Linked DNA regions of Homo sapiens: regions 1 and 2 are each linked to region 3. The links are chromatin loops, found by intact Hi-C in ENCODE. Cell type or tissue: OCI-LY7. All regions are shown on one strand.

Region 1 (8,000 bases), 140 kb before region 3:
TGTGAAGGCAGATGGTGCTGGGGACACATTTAGATCTCCTAGGATCCCTTTACTAGGTCTGTGTGCCCACCTTGCACTTCTGCTAATGGCTCATACCTGCAACCTTCTCTTAGGGATACTCTTGAGCAACTGAAGCTGCATCACCCCAGAGGTACCTAGGAGTTATGCCCATCTCCCCAGGGCAGGCTGCAGACTGGCATGTACGTGTATAAAAGGCCCATCCCCTGGCATTGGGGGAGGGGTGGGGGTCAGATCCTGTGGAGCAATGAACACTCCCTTAGCTCCCTGTGTGCTCAGGTGAGTCCAGAAGAAACCACATCCTTGTGAACTTCTTCCCTGTATCTTTCTCTTAGCATCTTTCACTCTTACAGCTTCCTCCCAAGAGCACTCTCAATAAATCACTTATAGAGGAATCTCTGCCCCCAGTTCTGTCTGCTTCTATGCAACCCAATCAATGGGTTTCCTTACAGAGCATTTCACTTTTCAAAAGGGGGCCTCAGCAATACCACTGAGATTTAGACAAAGTTCTATCATCAGTAAAAGTCCTACCACCATTTTCATATCTACATCTATCAACAACAGAGAAGTTGTTACTTGACCAGGATTGCACAGCTAGTAAGTTAGTAAGCAGAAGAGCCAACATTTTAAACTAGGTTTGTCTATATCATGCAGCCCATGAATCACTTCCCTGTTGGGACAGTTTCACAGTTATAAACAACACTTCCTTAAACATCTTTAGGCTGAAGTCTTTGTCTTCACATTGTTTCCTTAGGACAGATCCCCCTAAGTAGAATTTGAGTCAGAGGGTATGCCTGTTTTTATGATTTGAGATATATATATACTACCAAAGTGGTTCTCCAAAAAGTTGTTCCAATTTATATTCCTTTCAGTACCTCACTCAACAAAAACCATGGGGAATTTCATAACTAAACCCTGATAATAGAAACCAAGATTATAGTGGTTGCTAAAGATTGCAACAATTATCATGGATGACTTTTATATTTTATTCTGTTTTCCGAATGGTATGCTTATATTATTTTTAAAAATCAATAATAATACCATGTTTACCTTTCCTTTACCAAATCGAAGTCAAACTACTAATCATGCAAAAATGTGCAGCAGGATATTCTAAGGGCAAAGCTATTTCTGTCCTTAGAGATCGAGGATTTGTTTTTATAACAAACCTATAACGTATATCATGAAGTCTTTTCATTCTGTTTTTTTGTTTAGTTATAGAGTATTATATGAATGCAATCTCATTGTAAAATAATTTAGCAATACATAAGCATGCAGAGTATATGATGATTCTTCCTCTCCCTATGACCCCAACTCCCATTCCTCTCCCCCAAAGCCATAACTACTAATCAGAGTTTGCTTTGCAATCTTTCAGCTTTTTTTTTGCCCACACAGAGTCTCACTCTCTCATCCAGGCTGGAGTGCAGTGGTGCGATCTCAGGCTCACTGCAACCTCTGCCTCCCAGGTTCAAGTGATTCTCCTGCCTCAGCCCAAGTAGCTGGGATTACAGGTGCATGCCACAATGCCCAGCTAATTTTTTTGTATTTTTAATAGAGATGGGGTTTCGCCATGTTGGCCAGGCTGGTCTCGAACTCCTGACCTCAAGTGATCCACCCACCTCAGCCTCCCAAAGTGCTGGGATTACAGGCATGAGCTACTGTGCCTGGCCTGCAATCTTTCAGCCTCTTTTCTATGAAAAAAATAAATACATAAATTTAACTAACATGCTATTTCTTTCTTTTTCCCTTCTCTTTCCTTCCCTCTCTCCTACCTTTTCCTCCCTCCCTTACTTCTTTCCTTCTTTTTTTTTTTCTTAACATACACAGCACACTGTCAGCGTTCCACCCAAACATCCCCATTCTTAGCATGTCCACGCATGCCAGTCCACCTTCTAACTGCCAGTACCTGTGACCCTTTCCAGAGAACTTTCTCTGGTCAGTAAAGCTTGGCTGGCCAGCCTTTGTGGCAGGCCAGAAGTGCCGAAGAATTTAAACTTCCCGGGAGTAGCCCTCACTGGACAGTTCCCTCATCCTTGAAGTGGGACCATTTGGAGGACCTGCGGCTGAGTCTCCCAGAGGAAACTTCTTGCTCTTAAATTTCTGTGTTAGGTTCCGCTTCAGTAAGACAATATGGAAATCTTTTCATGTTAATAGAGGTAGATCTACAGCTTTATTTATTTTTGAGACAGGGTTTTGTTCTGTCACCCAGGCTGGAGTGTAATGGTGCAATCATAGCTCACTGCAGCCTTGAGCTCCTGGGCTCAAAGATTCTCCTGCCTCAGGCTCCCAAGTAGCTGGGATGACAGGCATGCACCAACATGCCCAGCTAATTTTTCTTTTTCTTTCTTTTTTTTTTTTTTGTAGACATGGAGTCTCACTATTTTGTCCAGGCTGGTCTCACACTCCTGGGCTCAAGCAATCCTCCTGCATTTGCCTCCCAAAGTGCTGGAACTACAGGCATGAGCCACCATGCCTGGCCAAGAATTACTCTTTTTTTCTTTTGAGACAGCGTCTCATTCTGTCACCCAGGCTGGAGTGCAGTGGCACGATAATGGCTTACTGCAGCCTTGACCTCCTGGGGTAGATGATCCTCCCACCTCAGCGTCCTGAGTAGCTGGGACTACAGGTGTGCACCACCACACTTGGCTAATTTTTGTATTTTTTGTAGAGACAAGGTTTCACCATGTTGCCCAGGCTGGTCTTGAATGCCTGAGTCAAGCGATCCACCTGCTTCAGCTTCCTTCTGAAGTGCTGGGATTGCAGGCATGAGCCACCATGCCCAGCTGAGCATTATTCTTAGCAGCTGCATAGTCTTCCTCACCTCGGTAGTATCATCATTTATTTAACTGCCCCCTAATTATGAATGCTTAGGTTGTGTTCAATTTCTTGCTTTTGCCACCTGTGCCACAAGAAACATCTTTTCCTATAATTGTTGTGCCCCATATTTGGCCATTATTTACAGCAGTTCATTATGAAAGCAAGCTACTTGATCTTTATCCAAAGTATGGCAATTATTATAATCAGACTGAAAAATAAAAGAATGAGCAATGAAATTAGCAATGCCAAGAATCAGCTGATTCTGGCATAAATAAATTCCCACTGCAAATAATCACATTTACAGCACTGGGCAATTAGAGGCTTGCCATTTGGATCACGTGTTTGGAAAGCAAGAACCTGTGATCTCAGCCTGGCATTTTTGCCTGGTCTTTGGAGGAACGAGGACAGGCTTTGTGTATAAGCTCATTGTAGACACCAATTTGAAGATCATTCTGAGGCAGGTTTCAAGGTAGAACAGCTGGGCAGCTACCTGAGGTACTGTCTTTAAGAGCAGCTAAAACACAAGTAGGGCGTGGGTTACCTTACTCCAGGTTTCCCACCGCAGCCGCTTACATAAATGGTGTTTGGCTGCGGTGCATGGCGCCCTCTACTGGAGGTAAAAAACACATGGGCCCAGTGCCAACCTGTATTGATGTTTTCGTGGAGAGACACGGGGCAATAACAGGTGATTATCATTTGTTATTTGTTGGTGCTTATTTGCATTTCCTAAATTTGGTAAAACAAAAGTATATTGTCTCTAATGACAAAAATAAAATTGTATTTAATTCCCTTGCTTGAATTAAAGTCTATTCCTTCTTGATGTCCCTCCGTAGAGAGAAAGTGTAATTAATCTGGGATTCTACATGTGATTCCTCTTATCTGCCTTAAAGGGTCTAGAAAACTGTTAAGAACCACCAGCCTACACTCCAGAGTCATTCTCCAAGTCAGTACCAGAAACGCCGTGGATATAAATGATTTAACAGGACCTTCTGACTATATATGCCTGAAACCCCTTTGAAATTGTTGTTCAACATGGTAAGGGCTTTGGCACCAGACACACCTGGATTTGAACCCAGTTGCAACTGGTTTGCCAAAGTTGCTCCAATATTTTCCGTCCCGGTATCTATGCACCTTTGCAGTATGACTGCAGCACATCCCATCAAGAGTTCATTTTCCCCTCCTGGGGATCTGTGTGGCCTTGTGACTTGCTTTGACCACCAGAATGTAGCAGAAATGATGTTATGCTAGTTCCAAGTATAGGCCTCAAGAAGGTTTGTGGCTTCTTCTTGCTGCCTTTGACCCCTGTTCAGATGCCATGGGACCAGGTGCCTGGGTGCCCCATGATTCAGTGGACTGAAGACACATGAGCAAGTCCCATGGAGTCTAGAGGAGCCACCAAACTGCCTCACTGCAGAATCATGAGTTGAATTAATCATTGTTTTAAACCATGAATGCAAAGGTGGTTTGTTACAAAGTAGAAGCAAACCCTACATTCCACTTTTTTTTCTTTTCTCTTTTTTTTTTTTTTTTTTTTTTGAGTCAGAGTCTCACTCTGTTCCCCAGGCTGGAGTGTAGTGGTACGATCTTGGCTCACCGCAACCTCTAACCCCCAGGTTCAAGTGATTCTCCTGCCTCAGCCTCCCAAGTAGCTAGGATTACAGGTGTGCACCACCACGCCTGGCTAATTTTTATATTTTTTAGTAGAGATGGGGTTTTGCCATGTTGTACAGGCTGGTCTCAAACTCCTGGCCTCAAGTGATCCACCTGCCTCAGCCTCCCAAAGTGCTGGAATTACAGGCATAAGCAACTGTGCCCAGGCCCCCTACACTACACTTAATAACTATCTGGCCAGGCACGGTGGCTCACACCTGTAATCCCAACACTTTGGGAGGCCAAGATGGGAGGATCACTTGAGTTCAAGAACAGCCTGGGTAACACAGTGAGACCGCCCACCCTGTGCCCTGCAGCCCATCTCAACAAAAAATTTTAAAAATTAGCTGGGCGTGGTGGCACACATCTGTACTCCTAGCTACTCCAGAGGCTGTGGTGGGAGGATCCCTTGAGACTGGAAGTTTGAGGCTGCAGGGAGGTATGATCGTGTTGCTGTACTCCAGCCTTGGCAACAGAGCGAAATCCGGTTTCAAAAATAATAATAATAACTATCTGACCTCCAGCAAGTCCCTTGTGAGTTCTAAGCCTCAGTTTTCACATCTGTCATACGGGGATAAAACAGTTGTTCAATGGACCAAGTAAGTTAGTCTGAGCAGAACATTTAGCAAAGTGCCCAGCACTTGGTAAGCTCCATTATTATATCTACTTTGGGGAAAGAAAGAAAAGAATGAGGAAGGGAGGAGAGAAGGAGGGTTGTAGAAAAGCACAGATCAGCGTAGAGGAATGGGCTCCTTAATGATCTAATTGACTTTTTTTTTTTTTTTTCTTTTTTTTTTTTGAGACAGAGTTTCACTCTTGTTGGCCAGGCTGGAGTGCAATGGCATGAACTCGGCTCACTGCAACCTCCACCTCCTGGGTTCAAGCGATTCTCCTGCCTCAGCCTCCCAAGTAGCTGGGATTACAGGCATGTGCCACCACGCCCAACTAATTTTGTATTTATAGTAGAGGCAGGGTTTCTCCATGTTGGTCAGGCTGGTCTCAAACTCCCGACCTCGGGTGATCTGCCCGCCTCAGCCTCCCAAAGTGCTTGGATTACAGGCGTGATCACCACGCCCGGCCCTAATTGACATTTATACTTAAAATTCAGAGTACATTACAAGGACTTCTGGTTGTTGAGCTTTTAAGAATTATACAGCAAAATCTTTTTCATCTGGTTTTATGAGTTGCTGCAATAGGATAAAGCTATTGTAAATTAATGGAAACTTTTAATTGCATTTAATCACATCAAAATATCTCCAACTAAATGTTTCTAAATAATGAACTTAAGGGAGCCATTTTTATAACTAGATAGGAACATTGTATAATTTAAGACATTATTTTTATGTAAGTGGATAGAGTTACAGTGGTGGGAAGCCAGTGGCTCTCTTGGGTGGCTAAATATTTCTTCTGCAATTTTGTTTCTAGTTTTTATTTGCCCTCCTCACAGATAAAACAGATATTTAGGCTGGGCGTGGTGGCTGATGCCTGTAATCCCAGCACTTTGGGAGGCTGAGGCAGGCGAATCGCTTGAGGTCAGGAGTTCGAGACCAGCCTGGTCAACATGGTGAAACCCCGTCTCTATTAAAAATACAAAAATTAGCCGGGTGTGGTGGCTTGCTCCCATAATCCCAGCTACTCGGGAAGCTGAGGTGGGAGGATCGCTTGAACCCAGGAGGTGGAGGTTGCAGTGAGCCGAGATATCACACCACTGCACTCCAGCCTGGGTGACAGAGTAAGAATCTGTCTCAAAAAAAAAAAAAAAAAAAAAAGCTATTTAGTGGAGTAGTTCAGATAATAGGTTTGGAGGGTCAAGTGATGTTTAGACATCAGCTCTGCCATTTACTAGCTATGTGACCTTGGGCATGCTACTTAGTTTCTACAAAGCTCCAGCTTTTGTACCTGTAAAATGGAGATGATCATAATATCTACATCCTAAGATGAGCGTTAAAGTGGTAATACACGTAAAGCACAAGGCTCAGTGTCTGGAATGTAATGATAGCTCAATAAACACATGGAAGGGCTACAGTAGTGTTCAATACATGAATAACTAAATGGGGAAGAAGTAGGGAGCAGGCAGGCAAGCTGGGGACCCTTAAGATAAGCATGAGATAAGGGGGAAAGGCCCTCCTAGCTCCTCTATGTCCTTTATTTTATTCCCCTGGTGTCCTGTGCCATAATCCCAGAACCCCATGGGAAGAATCTCTCGTCCTCTTTGTAGTCCCGCCCCTTTGCTGTTTTGGGGTGTGATTTTCTCTGTTCCAGCTACTCCACCCTTGCAATCGCATCTGCTTATAGGCTTCCGGAGGCTTCTCAAAATTCTGATCCACTGATGGCACCATTTTCTTGCTCTCCAGTACTCTTAAGTATTTATTCTATTTCTTAGCTGGGCGCCATGATGCATGCCTGTAATCCCAGCACTTTGGAAGGCCAAGGTAGGCAGATCGCTTGAGGCCAGGTATTCAAGACCAGCCCAGGCAATACAGTTAGACCCCGATCTCTACCAAAAAATAGAAAAAATTAGCTGAGCATGGTGGTGTGTGCCTGGAAGGCTGAGGCAGAAGGATCACTTGAGCCTGGGAGTTCGAGGCTGCAGTGAGCCATGATTTTGCCACTGTACTCCAGCCTGGGTAACAGAGCGAGACCCTGTCTCTCACAAAAAGAAAAGATTTATTCTATTTCTTACTACTTCTATGTCATTTCCAGGAAATGTGGAAGAAGAAGAAATAGAAAATGTCACTTCTCATTCTACCATCTTGAACAAGAATTTCTGTGGACATTCTGAATATTTAAATCCTTTATCTTTCCTTATATGAGAAGAAAATCCAGTGACTGTTTGAAGTCTATTTCTACAGGCATCTCTCTGAGCATCCCTGGTAAGGGAATTTGATTTGCTCTTCTGTGAGTACATTCCTTCCAGCCACGAGGGGAAAACGGTATCGTCCTCAATGAACTCATCATATTCATGAATAGGGCAGTAGTTGTGTCTGCAGGAATTCCTGGAGCTGGGCCAGAAGTGGAGCACATTGTCCACAAGTCCCTGCCAGCCCAGATTTATGGCTGCGGCTCCATTAATAGCCTTTCCTTCAAGCTCCAGTGGTTTGTAAGCTCATCCCAGATCCAGAAGTGTATGTCAAATGCCTACTCTACAGAGCCCTGGAGGAATTAATCATGAATCAAGGAGGGAAGGACTGAGGAGAGCTGAGAGCCACTCACCATCCTTCCAGCCTCCCAAGTGGCAGGAGGAGGCTGGGAGTTTGCTCATGTGTCAAATCCATGTGGTCATATCTCCCCTGTCCCTGTTCTATCTACAGTGATACCTTGAGTCATTCATCCGTCATCCATCATACATCACAATGACGCTTGAGCTTCTTGCCAAAGCCTTCAGCAGATCAAATGCTTGTTAATAAATCTTGAGTGCTCTGCCAGGCACTGTCCTGGGCATTTTACAGAATGTTGTCATTTAATGACTATTTTAAGGGACCCCATGAGGTGGGGATGTTGTTGTTCCATTTTAGAGA
Region 2 (8,000 bases), 130 kb before region 3:
AGAAAGAAAGAAGAAAGATATTAAGTACATAAGATAATAGGTGGCACAGGATTTACTAAAGTCTAGGAAGTGATGATAATAATAAAGCAACATTTTTGCACTCCTAAATCCATGACTGTAACATCGGTACTGGCCATACAGACATTTAATCCCTTTCTTTTGGCTTAAGCTAACTTAATAGGGACTTTCTTCCTTGGAATCCAAGGAGTCTTGAATCAAACAGAAGACTTAATTGGCATCAGCGGGAGAAAAGAAGGCACCGAGACAAGTGCATGGGAGTTAACCCTCCTTCAAGGTCTGCTGGGAGCCGTATTATCTGTCCTGTTTGATCACAACAGGTTGCAGCTGGCTCTGCATTTGTCTGTTGATGCCAGGGCTTTCCAGCTGCCCCAAAATGAGGGCTCAGCAACCCTGTGTAAGGCCTGTCATGGATATTACAAAAGCAGGGGGTACTGCCAGCAAGCCCCACCCAATAGCTTGTTTGGGACTCCGCAGACATGTCTCACGGGCCTTTGGGCTTTTCATTAACTATGACTGTCATTCCGTCTAATATCTGTTCTGCCCTCTATAGATTGATAGCTCCTTCCTTCCTTCTTTCCTCCTTCCCTCTCTCCCTTCTTTTTACATTTATTGAGCATCCCCTTTATATAAGGCTCCAGGGTAGATGCATAGACATTATGCATTCATTAATTTGCTCATTCAATAAGCATGTATTGAGCACCTGCTGTATACCAGACACTGACATATTTTCTTCACCCATTCATTCATTTATTCAATAAACACATGTTGAACACATGCTGTGTAGCCAGCATTAAAGATACTGATATATATTATTCATCCATTCATGCATAAAATATGCATATATTGAACACCTGCTGTTTGCTAGGCCCTGGGCTACCGTAAGGAACATGACAGCCAGAGTCTCTGACTTCATGGAACTTTCATTTGCATTTCATTAACCACTGTCACAACATTACACTGGGTCCTCACAGCAGCCCTGTGAACAAAGGTTGTTATTTTCATGTCTACTTTACAAATTAGCATAGCAAGGGCCCAAGTAGTTGAGCAATTTGCTGAAGATCCGTAAGTGGTGCCAAAGTTGGAGCCAGAACTTCCAACCTTGAATGAGCCACTCCCTTCCTCTAGAGCCTTTGATGGCTCCCTGTGACCTCTGACAGAAAACATAAATGCACAATGCACATGTAACACAGCAAGGATGGGGGCCTGGTGGAATTACAGGGAACTTTCCCTGTCGTGTCAGCCTCTGTTCAACTCTAGCCAAAAGATACCATGACAAAATGTGGGTTCCAGGCCTCCAGATTACCTGATTTTCCAAAAAACACATAACTTTATTTTTATGCAAGATGTCATTTTTGAAATGGAGGCAACTGATTCAAAATCCTATAAAACATTGTGCAGGATAAATAAAACACATCGGGGGCCATATTTGGCCTATGGGTTACCAGTTTGCAACTTGTAGCCTAGAAAGCCTGGTGCTCGTGGGCCAAATGTGGCCTGTGGTATTCTCTAACACGTTCAACCGAAGGACAGTATTTACAGGTCGAGGAGGCCCAAGGATCATCAGAGGGAGTCCGAGCGCCTGCCAGGCACCTTCACTTCCTTCTTAAAGATAAGATAGACCTAATAGCTTTTGAACTAGATAGTGACCGCTCCATACCATATTCTAAGTGTATTATACACTTTTTCCCTCTCTCCCTTCCTTCCTTCCTTCTTTCCTTCTTTCCTCCCTCCCTCCATTCCCTCCCCCCACTTCCCTCCCTCCCTTCCTTCCTTTCCTTTCCTTCTTTAGAGATGACATCTTGCTCTGTCACCCAGGCTGGAGTGCAGTGGCTCAGTCACAGCTCACTGCATCCTTGAATTCCTGGGCTCAAGCGATCCTCTCACTTCAGCCCCCAAGTAGCCTGGACCACAGTCACATGCCATCATGCCTGGCTACATTTTCTTATTTAATCCCCCCATTAAAGTGCCTATTATGGAGTCTATTTTGCAGATGGGGAAACTGAAGCTCAGAGAGGTGAAGCATCTTGCCCAAGCTCACCTCAGTCAACAGGGGTGCACTGTGATATAAACCTGGATGCGTTTATCTCCATGTCTTCAAGACCACACACCTACAGTTTCCTTCACGTTTCCATGGCTGCCACAAACTCCCAGGTGGTAGAAACTTCTGTAGGAACCAAAGTGGCTCACTGAGTCCTAACCCCGTATGTGAATGCCCCACAATATCATGCGGTGAACGCCCCGGCAGGAATCTTATAGCTGGGCCAGGGCAGATCAAGGAGGTTCTCGGTGGTTGCCAAGGCTTGCCAGCTGCCTGGCTTGCACAGTGTTCCTGGGGGAATTTTGGGGAAGCTTTATAATTAGAGTCTGATCTGTCCTTCCTGAGGTTGGGCCAGAATTCCATGCTGGGGAGGAGGAAGCTCTGCAATCTGGGGACACTTTCTCTTTCCCTCTGGTCAGGCCGGTTTCATGTTGGGTATGGAATTTATCAAGCTGTTTGGAAGAACTGGCGGGACACCATATGGGCAGCCTTCCTGGGCTTCATCTATTTGGGATGAATGAATGTTCAACTAATCAACTAAATTCTGAGGGATAATTCAGTTATGTCTCCCAGCGGCCAAGGTCAGGGTTAAGGATGTGGACCCTGGAGCCAGGTGTGCCTGTATTTCAATGCTGGCATTGCCATTTACGGACACCACAAGCTTGGCAGTGGTATAATAATAGACATTTATGTCATTTTCTCTGTGCCAAGAGTTTTATGTACAAGGGCCATTTACTCCTCATAACAGCACCATGGGAGAGACTATTATTATCCCACCTACAGATGAGAAAACTGAGACACAGAGAAGTTGAATAGCTTGTCTTTAATTAGAGGAGCTGGGATTTGAACCCAAGCAGTCTGGCCTCAAAACCCATGCTTTTCACAATGACACTGCATTATTTCACTTGTCCAAATGAGCTTCTTAGGTAAATATTGAAATGAGGGCTGAGGCCAGGCATGGTGGCTCACACCTATAATCCCAGCACTTTGGGAGGCCGATGTGGGCAGATCACGAGGTCAGGAGATCGAGACCATCCTGGCTAACACGGTGAAACCCCGTCTCTACTAAAATTATAAAAATTAGCCTGGCCTGGTGGCACGTGCCTGTAGTCCCAGCTACTTGGGAGGCTGAAGCAGGAGAATCGCTTGAACCTGGGAGGCAGAGCTTGCAGTGAGCCAAGATCTCACCACTGCACTCCAGCCTGGGTGACAAAGCGCGACTTTGTCTCAATTAAAAAAAAAGGAAAAAAAGAAAGAAAGAAAGAAATGAGGGCTGAGCAGGCCCAGGAGATGAAGAAAGAACATGAAGAGCGGATGCCACATCACTGCAACTTGGCGATATTGTTTGCACATGTTTTCTAGAGCCTGGTTTCTCAACCTCAGCACCGCCAACATCTTGGACTGGGTCATTCTTTGTGGTGGGGGCTGTCCCATGCACTGTGGGCTATGAAGCAGAATCCTTGGCCCCTATGCACTGGATGCCAGTAGCACACCCCTCCCCCAACGTGTGACAATCAAAAATGTCTCTAGACATTGCCAAGTGCCCCTAGCCCTGAACTGAGAACTACTATTTTGGAAGGTGCCAAAATATGGTTACAACCTTCAAGATTCAGTAAATGGCATTTCTGAAAACCCCTCTGTAAATCTCTTTAAAATCTCCTCTGAGGCCCTTCACAAACATGAAGATGTCTATATGGGAACGCCAAGTGAATTACTGCCCCTAGTGGCAGAGTAAATATACTCTTCCAAGGGAAGTTGGGATCCTACATGAATGACCATTGTGCATTGTGGACTTTCCAGGTCAACAAAGAACACTCATCAGGCAGTTGCTGCTCTGGAGAGGATAAGGCAGTTGCTGCTCTAGAGAGGATAAGAAAGTAGCAGAGAGTGGAAACAAGGAGGTCTGGTTCTCATCCACCACAGCTCAGTCACTCAAGAAGTATTTATTGAGTGTGCACTCTCAACCAGGGAGGTCAGGCTCTGGGGCCAACTCAGTGAACAAAACAAATGCAGCCCCTTTCCTCACGGAGTTTACTAAATTCCCTCCACACTCTTCAGTCTTGTGCCTGTGGCAGACAACACTAGTCAATCACAGCACTATCCCACTGAGCCTTCTGACTCCTCAAATCCATGTTTCTGGCATCCTCTAATAAATGATTAGAACAGACACAGAGACAAAACCCACCTGCCCTTTCATTTTGGGGATTCAATGAATGGTAGCTATGAATATCTGTGTTTTCTAATTCAGCCTCCTCTGATATAAATAAGGAAATTTCAGCCCTAGATGGGGAGTGGCTTGCTTTAGCCATGCAGTGTCAGATTCAAGCCCAAAGTTAAGGTATTTTTACTCATTTTCTGTTATATTCCTCACTGCCTTATGATTCAGCAATTGGATAGCAGAATTTGGGGTTCAGCAAATTTCCTCATTATGGATTCCTGAAGTGTGTGTGTGTGTGTGTGTGCATGTTTGTCTTTTGTGTGTGTGTGTGTGTGTGTGTTTGTGCATGTTTGTCTCAGGAACAAATAAATGAATTTTTTTTTCCAGACAGAGTCTCGCTCTGTTGCCCAGGCTGGAGTGTAGTGGCATGATCTCGGCTCACTGCAGCCTCCCCATCCTGGGTTCAAGCAATTCTCCTGCCTCAGCCTCCTGAGTACCTGGCACTACAGGTGCATGCCACTGGGCCTGGCTAAGTTTTGTAGTTTTTGTAGAGATGGGGTTTCGCCATGTTGCCTAGGCTGGTCTCTAACTCCTGAGCTCAGGTGATCTGTCCTCCCAAAGTGCTGGGATTACAGGCATGAGCCACCACTCCTGGCCTCCTTTGATTATTTTAAAGGCTTAAAGATTAACATTGGATTCAGCCTCAGACAGCCACAGCTTTACAGTTCTTTTAACGGCTGCTCAGCTCCATCAAAACAAAAATGACTCTGTTTTATTTTCAGAGGTGTTTTTTCTTCTCTCCTTCCTTCCCTCCTCCTTCCCTCCCTCCTTTCTTCCTTTTTTCTTCCTTCTCCCCCTTCCTCACTCTCTCTCCCTACCTCCTTCCTTTCTTCCTCCCCCCTCCCTTCCTACCTCGCTCTCTTTCTCCTTTCTTCTTTCCCCCTTTCCTTTTCTTTCTTTTTTTTTTTTCTGAGACAAATTTTCACTCTTGTTGCCCAGGCTGGAGTGCAATGGCACGATCTCGGCTCCTGAGTAGCTTACAGGCATGCGCCACCATGCCTGGCTAATTTTGTATTTTCAGTAGAGATGGGGTTTCACCATGTTGGTCAGGCTGGTCTCGAACTTCTGACCTCAGGTCATCCTCCCACCTCGGCCTCCCAAAGTGCTGGGATTACAGGCATGAGCCACCGCGTTCATGCCCTCTTTAGTTCCTTCCTTTTTTTCTTCCTTCCCTCCCTCTGTCCCTTCTCCCTCCCTCCCTTCTTCTTTACTTCCCTCCTCCTTTTTTTTCCTTCCTTCCTTCCTTCCTCTCTCCTGTCCTTAAACTCTTGTTCATTCTTCCAAACAGAAAATCACCATGCCATCACTCATATGCTCCAGAAACAGGAAGTGGGTGGGAGAGCAGATGGGGGCAGAATCTAAGGAGCTGCCACTGAAGACCAGAGTAATTCCTTCTTGGGTTAACAGGGGGGTAATAACCAGCTTTTACTTCCTTTGGGAGCCCCAGAGAGGCCTTTCCAACTGCCATCTCCAGCCCCATCACCGGCCAAGACCCCGAGGCCCATCATGGCTGCATTTAGTTTCCAGCCTGCTGCCTCTGGAGTTACATTCTTGGCAATTATATTGATCACCATTTCTTGGCAGTTATATTGATCACCATCTTCCAGGTGTCTGCTGGCCCAAGTTTCCTGCGCAATAGCAGTGAGAGGGGATGCAGCTGGAGTCTGCATCCTCTATGGCATTGCTGGAACGTTCATTCATTCATTGAGCCATCACCTGCTTCTGGAGCACCTACTGATTCAAGCCACAGGCATCATAGTGAAGACAGAGCTCTAGACTTAGAATGAGCAAGACCTGATTCTGTGATGAGCAAACCATGTGGTCCTGGGTAAGTTGCCCACTCTCCGTGCCTCAGTTTCCTCTTCTATCAAGTTAGAGTGATAATAGCACCTACTTCAATGGTTATTAAGGGGATTGGATGAGCTAACGCATGAACCATACTTTGCATCATGCCTGCTATACAACGCGCTATTTTATTTTCAGCCCATGATTTGCTAGTTGTAGTGGAGATTGCCTGTTACCTACCCAGCATCCAGATCTCACTTCTTCCTTCCTAACAGAATTCTAGGTTTGTTGAGGTAGCCCATTCCCAGCTCCAGTAGTAGGTTATTCTTAGTCTAAGCCAATCGTTTTCAAAGTATGGTCCCAAGCATTGACATTGCATGGGGTCTTGTCAGAAATGCTACACTCGGAATTTCAGTTTACATGTGTCCTGTGCCTAGCATGTGCCTGGCATTGTACAAAGAGATTCACACAGTGGCTCACATCTGTAATCCCAGCACTTTGGGAGGCTGAGGTGGGAGGACTGCTTGAGGCCAGGAGTTTGAGACCAGCCTGGGCAACATAGTGAGACCCTGTCTGTCTACAAAAAATAAAAAAACAATTAGCTGGGCATGGTGGCACAAGTCTTGTCCCAGCTACTTGGGAGGCTCAGGTGGGAGGATTGCTTGAGCCCAGAAGGTCAAGGCTGCAGTTAGCTATGATTGCACCTTTGCACTCCAGCCTGGGCAACAGAGCAAGACCTTGTCTCAAAAAAACAAAAGAAACAGTGATTTACACCTCAATTAACCCTAATTCATCTCTATTAACCCTCCAATACAGGTTCTGTTATTTTCTTCTTTATACGTATTAGGAAATTGATAATCAAAGAGGTCAATTTGGCTGAGCACAGTGGCTCATGCCTGTAATCTCAGCACTTTGGGAGGCCATGGCCGGTGGATCACTTGAGGTCAGGAGTTTGAGACCAGCCTGGCCAACATGGTGAAACCCTGTCTGTACTAAAAATACAAAAATTAGCCAGGCTTGGTGGCAGGTGCCTGTAATCCCAGCTACTTGGGTGGCTGAGGCAGGAGAATCACTTGAACCCAGGAGGCCGAGGTTGCAGTGAGCCAAGATCGTGCGATTGCACTCCAGCCTGGGCGACAGAGCAAGACTCCGTCTCAAAAAAAAAAAAAAAAAAAAATGTCAGTTTGCTTGCCCAAGATCACACAGCCAGTAGTGGCAAAATTGACACTGAACCTGGGTCCACCTGATTTCAAGGCCCTGAGCTGTAAGTTCCCTCTTCCTTCTTGTTTGCAAATCCATTTCATATCATGTCTGAGCTCTCCCAAAAGCTGGCTCTAAGATAAGGATCCTAGTAAAGATAGTTTATTTGAGCAGTGATTCCAGTAGGGGAGTGGAGAAGTGAGACAGGGAAGGGAAGGAAGGTAATTCAGGGTGTCTTCATGAACAGGCTCCCACAGCAGACACTGGAGCTCAGTCCTGCTGGGATTGAGAAATGGCTTTCTGGGTGCAGTGGCTCATGTCTGTAATCCCAGCGCTGTGGGAAGGCCAAGGCAGGAGGATCGCTTGAGGCCAGGAATTTGAGACCAGCCTGGGCAATATGGTGAAATCCCATTTCTACAAAAAATACAAAAATGAGCTGGGTGTATTGGCGCATGCTTGTAGTCCCAGCTGCTTGGAGGGCTAAGGTGGGAGGATTGCTTGAGCCTGGGAGGTTGAGGCTACTGTGAGCTGAGACTGTGCCACTGCACTCCAGGAAGACCCTGTCTCAAACAAAAAGAAAAACAAAAAACCCAAAATTTGAGAAATGGCTCTCTTTAGGGCAAGAGAATCAATGGCTTTATCTAGTATCCCTTGACTGCCCCAGCCAGGGGTAATGAGGAAATGGTTCTGGTCCAGGGGATATGAATAGGCATTGATTGTCTAGATTCTGAAATGTAT
Region 3 (8,000 bases):
CATTTAGTTATCAGCTCAAACGCACTGCCTCAGCCCTCCTCTAACCACCCCATCTGAAGTGACCTTCCCTTAAACCCACCCAGGGTTCTCCACCAGGGTGATTCTGCCCCAGGGGACAGGTATTGGGGGGTGGGGGACACTACTTGCAATCTAGTGGATGGAGGCCAGGGATCTGCTCAACATCCTGCAAGGCACAGGTCAGCCCCAACAACAACGAATGACTGGGCCCAAAATGTCTGCAGTGCTGCCGTTGAGAAACCTTGCCCTAATCGCAAACCTCTCAGCCATTCTCAGTCAAATCGGCCTGTTTAATTTTTTGCAAGATGGTTATCACTGTCTGAAATCGTCTAGGGTCAGGCATAGTCGTTCACGCCTGTAATCCCAGCACTTTGGGAGGCTGAGGTGGGAGGATCGCTTGAGCCTAGCAGTTTGAGACCAAGCCTGGGCAACATAGAAAAACCCTGTCTCAAAAAAAAAAAAGAAAGAAAAAGAGAAGAAGAAATTATCTCATTCAGCTGTTTGTTCAGGAGTTAATCACCTCTCACTTCCTACTCCGGGATGAGCTCCAGGATCCAGGAAGACCGAGTGCTGGCGCTATTCCACTCTTAGAGCCCCAGTGTACTAAGAAATGATTTGTACCAATGAACCAAATAGGGTGGAACCCTAAACACTTCCTTTTGGAGGAGACAGAAGACTTGTAACATTGAGTCCACTAAACAGGGTGTCACCTGTTGATGAGCACAAAGTTGAAGGTCTGTCCAGTCACCCCAGAGACGTGATCCCGGATGCGCTCTAGAACTGGGATCCAGGGCTTTGGAGACAGCGTGAGGCCTGAAAATGTGTAGGTCAGCCCAGCGTCGCCATACGTTGCCTGCTTCCTGGGCACACTGTGCCACTTCCCGAATACCTGGACTCTGGCCAGTGCTCCTGTGCAGAGGAAACATGGCAGTTCCTTTCTACCTGACCCCCATCTAGAAATCCAGATGCCCCCCCCAACCCGCACTGCCATCACCAGAAATCCAGTGCCCCACATACATGCTCCCTGGGTATTCAAGATTGAAAGGGAAGTAAGGAATAACATTTCCCCGTCATTCCATGCAATTTAAACCCCTCTTCAATCATCATTTTGGCTTGCCCCAAATTTTCTTTTTGTTTTGTTTTCTTTGAGACAGGGTCTCCCTGTGTCACCCAGGCTGGAGTACAGTAGCACAATCTCAGCGCACTTCAACCTCCACCTCCCGTGCTCCAGCAATCCTCCCGCATCAGCCTCCTGAATAGCTGGGACCACAGGGGCGTGCCACCATGCCTGGCTAACTTTTTTGTAAGCTCACTGCAACCTCCACCTCCAGGGCTCCAGCAGCCCTCCTGCCTCAGCCTCCTGAGTAGCTGGGACCACAGGGGCATGCCACCATGCCCGGCTAACTTTTTTTGTATTTTTTTGTAAGACACAGGGTTTTATCATGTTGCCTAGACTGGTCTTGAACTCCTGGGCTCAAGTGGTCCGCCCACCTCAGTCTCCCAAAGTCTGGGATTATAGGTGTGCACCACTGCACCAAGCCAACTGCCCCAAATGTTCATGTAAGAACAGTGACTCTTGTTCTACAAGGAGAGAAACATGGTCCTGGGCCATTTTTTTAGTGAACACTGTAACTTAACTGCCTTAACTACAGTAAGGGCAGAATAAAGAGGCTGAAATTGGAACACGATAAAGTTAGTTTACAGGCTAGGATAGCTTGTCAACTGTAGGGACTAAGGGCATGTGACCCCATGAAAGATGGGGCTCACACTGCTGGGGTCTCTTGTGGGCATTTCTTTTTTTAAAGAGATGGTGAGCCAGGCGCGCTGGCTCATGCTTGCAATCCCAGCACTTTGGGAGGCCAAGGCGAGGATCACTCAAGGCCAGGAGTTCAATTAACAGCCTGGGTAACACAGTGAGACCTACAGATAATTTAAAAATTATCCAGGCTTGGTGGTGTACATCTGTGGTCCCAGTTACTTAGGATGCTGAGGTGGGAGAATCACTTGAGCCCAGGCGGACGAGGCTGCAGTGAGCCAAGATCGTGCCCCTGCCCTCCAGCCTAGGTGACAGAGCGAGACCCTGTCTCAAAGCATAAAAGAATAAAGTGACGAGGGGGTCTCACTATGTTGCCCAGGCTGGACTTGAACTCCTGGCCTCAAGTGATCCTCCTGCCTCAGCCTCCAGAGTAGCTGGGATTACAGGTGTGTACCACCGTGCCTGGCCTGTGGGCTTTCGTTTTTTGTTTTGTTTTGTTTTGAGACACAGTCTCACTCTGTTGCCCAGGCTGGAGTGCAGTGGTGCGATCTCGGCTCACTGCAACCTCTGCCTCCCGGTTTCAAGTGATTGTCCTGCCTCAGCCTCTCAAGTAGCTGGGACTACAGGCATGCACCACTACGCACAGCTCATTTTTTGTTGTTGTTGTTGTATTTTAGTAGAGATAGGGTTTCACCATATTGGCCAAGCTGGTCTCGAACTCCTGACCTCAAGTGATTCGCCCGTCTCGGGCTCCCAAAGTGCTGGGATTACAGGCGCGAGCCACCACGCCTAGCTTCCTGTGGGCTTTTCTATGCCTCTCTGCCAGATCCTTGTGTCCTCATTACAGGATAGAGGTGTGGTTCTCAACATGTGCTCCCCAGACCAGCAGCACCTGGACTCTCCTTAGAAACTAAACTAAACCACAGGGGTAGGGTCCAGCAATCCAAGTCCTGCCAACAGCAAGTCCACCAGGTGATGCTGAGAACCACTGGTGTGGAGAAATTACCTGGTTATTTGCCATCTCTCCTATGAGACCAGTGATTCTCAAACCCTGACTGCCCATGAGAATCACCTGGAAGCTTTTTAAACAAACAAGTGGTCAGCCTGCACTCGGAGCGATTCTGATTGAAGTGCTCTGCAGTAGAACCCAGCACGTTTTTTTACTTTGTTTTGTAAACTTTCCCAGAAGATACTCATCAGTAGCCAAGGAGAGATTCACTCGAGTCATCTGTCAGCTCCTAGTAGACAGGCAATCCAGTTTCTTTCAAGTTTATGTCCCAAGCACCTAAGGGGCTTAGCCCAGAGGTGCTCAGAGAATATTGGATGAATCCATTAGTGAACCCATCAGTAAATAATGGATCCTGAGTTCAGATTTCTCCAAACATACGATCATTAATTGCACCAAACAAGCCCTCAATGCACACACACACACACACACACCCCTCTGCTTACCTGTAAAATATTCTACTTCTTTCTCCAACTCTTGGAAAATCTCATCTGCCTCAGCTTTGCCAAACAGGACTGTGTAACTGCAGTCCAGGCCCTCAGCCCGAATGTGCCGCCAGCTAGGGCCTGCTGAGTGGCCTCCATTCCCTGGGGCCTCTCTCCTGGGCCTCTTCCTTGTGCTTTCTTTGTCTCCTCCCAACACAGCTGGCTCTTCTCCAGTTGGCTCTTGCTCCTCCTGCTTCCTCAAAAGGCCCCCTTGAGCCCCTTTCACCAGGAATCTGTCCATCCTGTCCCCACAGGAAAGAAGGGACGTCAGTGGCGAGGCCAAGACAGAAATTGCTCAAGTTCTATCCCCAGTGCAAAAATCTGTTTGTCCAAGGGGTCTCACAGCAACATTCCTAGTTTCACATTTTCATTTTAAAGTTTAAAACCATGTCCTAGAAAGGAAACAGAAGATGTTAAAGCCGGAAGGGACCCTAGGGACAATCTGATCCAGGGTCTCCCACGTCCACCTGTGCATCAGAATCAGCTGGCTAGCTTGCAAAAACCCAGAGGTCTGCACTCCACGCCTGAGCACCTGAATTTTTAAAGAACTACCTCCTGGGAATTCGCACGCCACAGCTAAACTTAGAAACTACAATCCAAACCCTCATTTTGCAGAAGGGGAAACTGTTGCCCACAGAGGCGAAGAGGTTTGCCCAAAGTCAACTGTCCACCCCTTTAAGGAGGAAGGACCCATAACTGACCTCGCTGCCCCCCACCAGTGTTAAAATAGATCAGTCTAGTGATGCTCAAGTGGATACGATTCAGAAGCGAGACGCAAAGAGGTTAAACACGGGTAAACCGCACGCAAAATTCTGATATCACTGCAACACGTCCGTGGGGTGGGGGTGGCAAGAGTGCTCTAGCATCGCAGCTCCGGCGCAGATCGGAATCCCGCAGTCACCCTGGTGGCCTCGTGGTGGGAAAGACGCGCCCCAGCGAATCGGTCGCGTCACTTCCGGAGCACGCTGGGAACTACGGCAGGCTAGGGCGCAAAGAGAGCAGCCGGGCGGCCCCCTGGTGCCACCTGCTGGCCTCCCGTGTGTGGCAAGCACTGCCGCTTTCCCGTTGATCACCTGTTGGGCCACTGTCGAGAATCACGGCTGGGGTGAGAACTGTGGCTTGGCGTCACTTCTCAGTGAGGGTTACTTTGGTGTCCGGAAAGGGCGTTGGGCCACCAGTATATTGTCACGAGTGGGAGCAGGAGTTCTGCAGTCGGATATCGTGGATTCTGTTTCTGTCTCCTCCGCCCTGGCTGTGTGGCCTCCCACAGGTCACTTAACCTCTCTGGGGTTAAGTTGCCTCATCTGTGAAGTGCGGACTACAGCACCTATGTCATGAGAGCGCCTGAGGAGATGACAGGATGCATGAGAAATGCTCTGTCCTCTAAATAAATGTTGGTTCCATTATTGCTCGTTTTTCTTTGTTTTCTTGTTTTTTGATGTTGTTCTTGTTTGTTTTGTTTTTTTGAGACAGGATCTCACTCTGTTGCCCAAGCTGGAATGCAATGGCATGATCATAGCTCACTGCAGCCTTGAACTCCTGGGTTAGAGCGATCCTCCCGTCTCAGCCTCTGGAGTAGCTGGGACTACAGGCACATCCCACCCCACCCTAAATAATTTTTTTATTATTTTTAGTAGAGATAGGGCCTTGCTATGTTGCCCAGGCTGGTCTCAAGCTCCTGGGCTCAAGTGATCCTCCCACCTGGGCCTCCCAAATTGTTGGGATTACAGGCGTGAGCCACCACGACCGGCTCCTAATTTTTATTTACTCTGTCTCCCCTCAATGGAACGAAAGCTCCATGAGATCAGAGGCTTTGTTTTGACAGATTTCAACAAATGTACAATATTGTATGATCACCACCACAATCAAGATCTAAGACAGTTCCGTCCCTCCATAAAACTGCTCCAGCCTCTTAATCAACTTCGCCCATCACCCAGCATCAGCAACCACTGATCTGTCTTCTCTCCCTATAGTTTTGCCTTTTCCAGAATTTCATATACAGGGAATTGCCGTGGTTTGAATATCTGTTCCTCCAAAATCCGCGTTGAAATTTAATCCTCAGTGTGGCAGTATTGAGAGGTGGGGCCTTGAAGAGGTGATTGGGACATGAGAGCTCTGTCATAATGTCCTCATAAATGAATTAATAGATTAATGGGCTCAGGGGTTAATGGGTTAATGGGTTACCGTGGGAGTGGGACTGGTGGCTTTATAAAAGGAAGAAGAGAGACCTGAGCTAGCACACTCAGGCCCCTCGCGATGTGATGCCCTACACGGCTTCAGGACTCAACAGAGTCCCCACCAGCAAGAGGGTTTTCACCAGATGCAGCCCCTCAACCTCGGACCTCTCAGCCTCTATGAGAAATGCCTTTGTGGGACTTCTTTCACTTAAGCATATTGCTTTTAAGATTCATTTATGCGCCCCCCCACCTCCCCGCTTTTTTTTGTGAGACAAGGTCTGGCTCTACTGCCTAAGCTGGAGTGCAGTTGCATGATCTCGGCTCACTGCAACCTCCACTTCCCAGGCTCCACTCCCACCTCAGCCTCCCAAGTAGCTGGGACTACAGGCATGCACCACTACACCCGGCTAATTTTTGTATTTTTTGTAGAGATGGGTTTTTGCCATGTTGCCCAGGCTGGTCTCCATAGTCTTCAGCTGGTGAGCTGAAGAAATCCGCCTGCCTTGGCCTCCCAAAGTGCTGGAATTGCAGTCATGAGCCGCTGTGCCCAGTCGTATATGCACATTTGTATTACTTATTTGTTCCTTTTTATTACTGGTATAGAAGGGATGCCCCACAGGAGTAGGCCCCACATAGGGTTGTTTCTCTGATTTTAGGTTACTATGAGTAAAATCACTATAAACATTCACATACAAGCTTTGTGAATATAGTTTTTCATTTCCCTTGGGTAAATAATGCCTAGGTGTGGGAGTGCTGGGTCATAGTGGCTCTAAGGGCAAATGATTTTCAGCTTTGAGCCTCTCTCCCTTAGACTTCAGCTTCTTGTCCTAGGCACTGGGACACACCAGCAACAAGAAGCAGCAAGTTCCTTTCTTCACTCAGGTTACATTTCGGGGATGGAGACAGAAACACACAAGGAAAGAATAAATAATATGCTGTCTCTAAAGAAATTGTGTAAAAAGAAAAAATAAATAAGATGCTTTTGTATAGTATAGCAGTTATAGAGCAATGGGCTAGAAAGTGGGGCAGGAGGAGAAGTCCTTTTCAGGGAAAGATCCTGAGCTGAGACCTGAGGCTTTCCAGGCAAGGGGACGGTGAATGCAAGGGTGTGCAGGCCACAGGGGGACAAGCTGGGTGTGTCCAGCAATTGTGCTGGGAGCTGGACTCAGTAGTGGGGGCTTCCATCAGAGAGGAGGCAGCACTGAGACCTGGGTAGGAAGCTGGGGTTTATTCTAAGCCTTTTTGAAAACCAAAGAAGGGTTTTAACCTAAGGATTGTCTTTTTTTTCTTTTTCTTTTTTTTGTTTGTAGACAGGGTCTTGCTCTGTCACCCAGGCTGGAGTGCAGTGGCACAATCTCAGCTCACTGCAACCTCCGCCTCCCGGGTTCAAGTGATTCTCCTGCCTCAGCCTCCTGAGTAGCTGGGATTGCAAATGCATGCCACCACGCCTGGCTAATTTTTGTATTTTTAGTAGAGACGGGGTTTCACCATGTTTGCCAGGCTGGTCTCGAACTCCTGTGCTCAAGCGATACGCCCCTCCTTGGCCTCCCAAAGTGTTGGGATTACAGGCGTGAGCCACCGAGCTGGGCCAGGCCCCAGGTATTGTCATGATGTAAAAATCTCTCTCTAGAAAAGAGAACACCAGCTTCCCAGCTGGTCTTCTGTAGCTAGGAGATGCAAGAGCAGCAGTTGAATTTGAGGTTTGCTTTGGAGAAAGAACCAAAAGCAGATATGGATGGTTTGGATGTGAGGGAGGGAAAGAGAATCCTAAGTGTATTAGTAGTGGTGGGAGGAGGTTCGGTACAGTGGTGTCATTTGGAAGACAAATCGTTGGTGTTTAACCTCTATGACCCGAAAGTCTCCCACAAGCCTGATACATTAGGCAAAATGTTTGACTGCACTAAGCCTTAGTTTATCGTCATAAAATAGGCCATGAAAATTGCGTGAGAAAATGTATATAACAGTTCAACAAATAATATTGGCTGGGTGTGGTGGCTCATGCCTGTAATCCCAGCACTTTGGGAGGCCAAGGTGGGCAGATCGCCTGAGGTCAGGAGTTCGAGACCAGACTGGCCAACATGGTGAGATCCCCCATCTCTACTAAAAAAATACAAAACACACTTGGGCAAACATGGTGAAACCCCATTTCTACTAAAAATAGAAAAATTAGCCAGGCGTGGTGGCGCGCGCCTATAATCCTAGCTGAGGCACGAGAATCGCTTGAATCCGGGAGGCGGAGGTTGCAGTGGGCTGAGATCACACCACTGCATTCCAGCCTGGGCGACAGAGCAAGACTCTGTCTCAAAAACAAAATACACACACAAAATATAATAGTATTTGTTTGTTTGTTTGTTTTTGAGATGCCTCGGATTACAGTGCGGGGATTACAGACGTGAGCCATCAAGCCCGGACAATATTATTATATTGTTCATTGCACTCCCACAACACCCCTAAGGGGCAGGAACTTTTCTTCCCAGCCCCCTCCCCCCGACCCCACCGAGAGACAGGGTCTCGCTCTGTCGCCCAGGCCTGGAGTGCATTGGCGCGATCAAAGCTCA

What was found. Hi-C counts contacts between places; a loop is a spot of excess contacts. Peaks named below come from ENCODE experiments on the same cell type or tissue, not always from the same donor. Only the 100,000 strongest peaks of a DNase experiment are listed, where the experiment ranks them.
Region 1: it touches region 3 in a loop (6-fold over the local background); 44 of 110 quality-filtered maps call a loop at or near these places.
Region 2: it touches region 3 in a loop (4-fold over the local background); 43 of 110 quality-filtered maps call a loop at or near these places.

Annotation. Positions count from the first base shown.
Region 1 is chr12:108,947,885-108,955,884 of GRCh38, forward strand. All of the region lies in intron 6 of SVOP (SV2 related protein), which reads right to left. Among named protein-coding and RNA genes, the nearest start is that of SVOP, 69 kb to the right of the region's middle. In OCI-LY7, a CTCF peak has its summit at 3,447 (motif pointing left); a DNase peak (open chromatin) is centred at 3,417.
Region 2 is chr12:108,964,211-108,972,210 of GRCh38, forward strand. All of the region lies in intron 5 of SVOP (SV2 related protein), which reads right to left. Among named protein-coding and RNA genes, the nearest start is that of SVOP, 53 kb to the right of the region's middle. In OCI-LY7, CTCF peaks have their summits at 3,787 and 3,999; a DNase peak (open chromatin) is centred at 3,791.
Region 3 is chr12:109,089,281-109,097,280 of GRCh38, forward strand. It overlaps ALKBH2 (alkB homolog 2, alpha-ketoglutarate dependent dioxygenase), which reads right to left and starts at 4,192. Exons shown (of 4, transcript NM_001145374.2): 1 at 3,967-4,192; 2 at 3,227-3,657; 3 at 729-927. The coding sequence starts at 3,506. In OCI-LY7, CTCF peaks have their summits at 4,336 (motif pointing left) and 6,640; DNase peaks (open chromatin) are centred at 3,401 and 4,231; H3K4me3 peaks cover 5,036 bases; H3K27ac peaks cover 4,762 bases.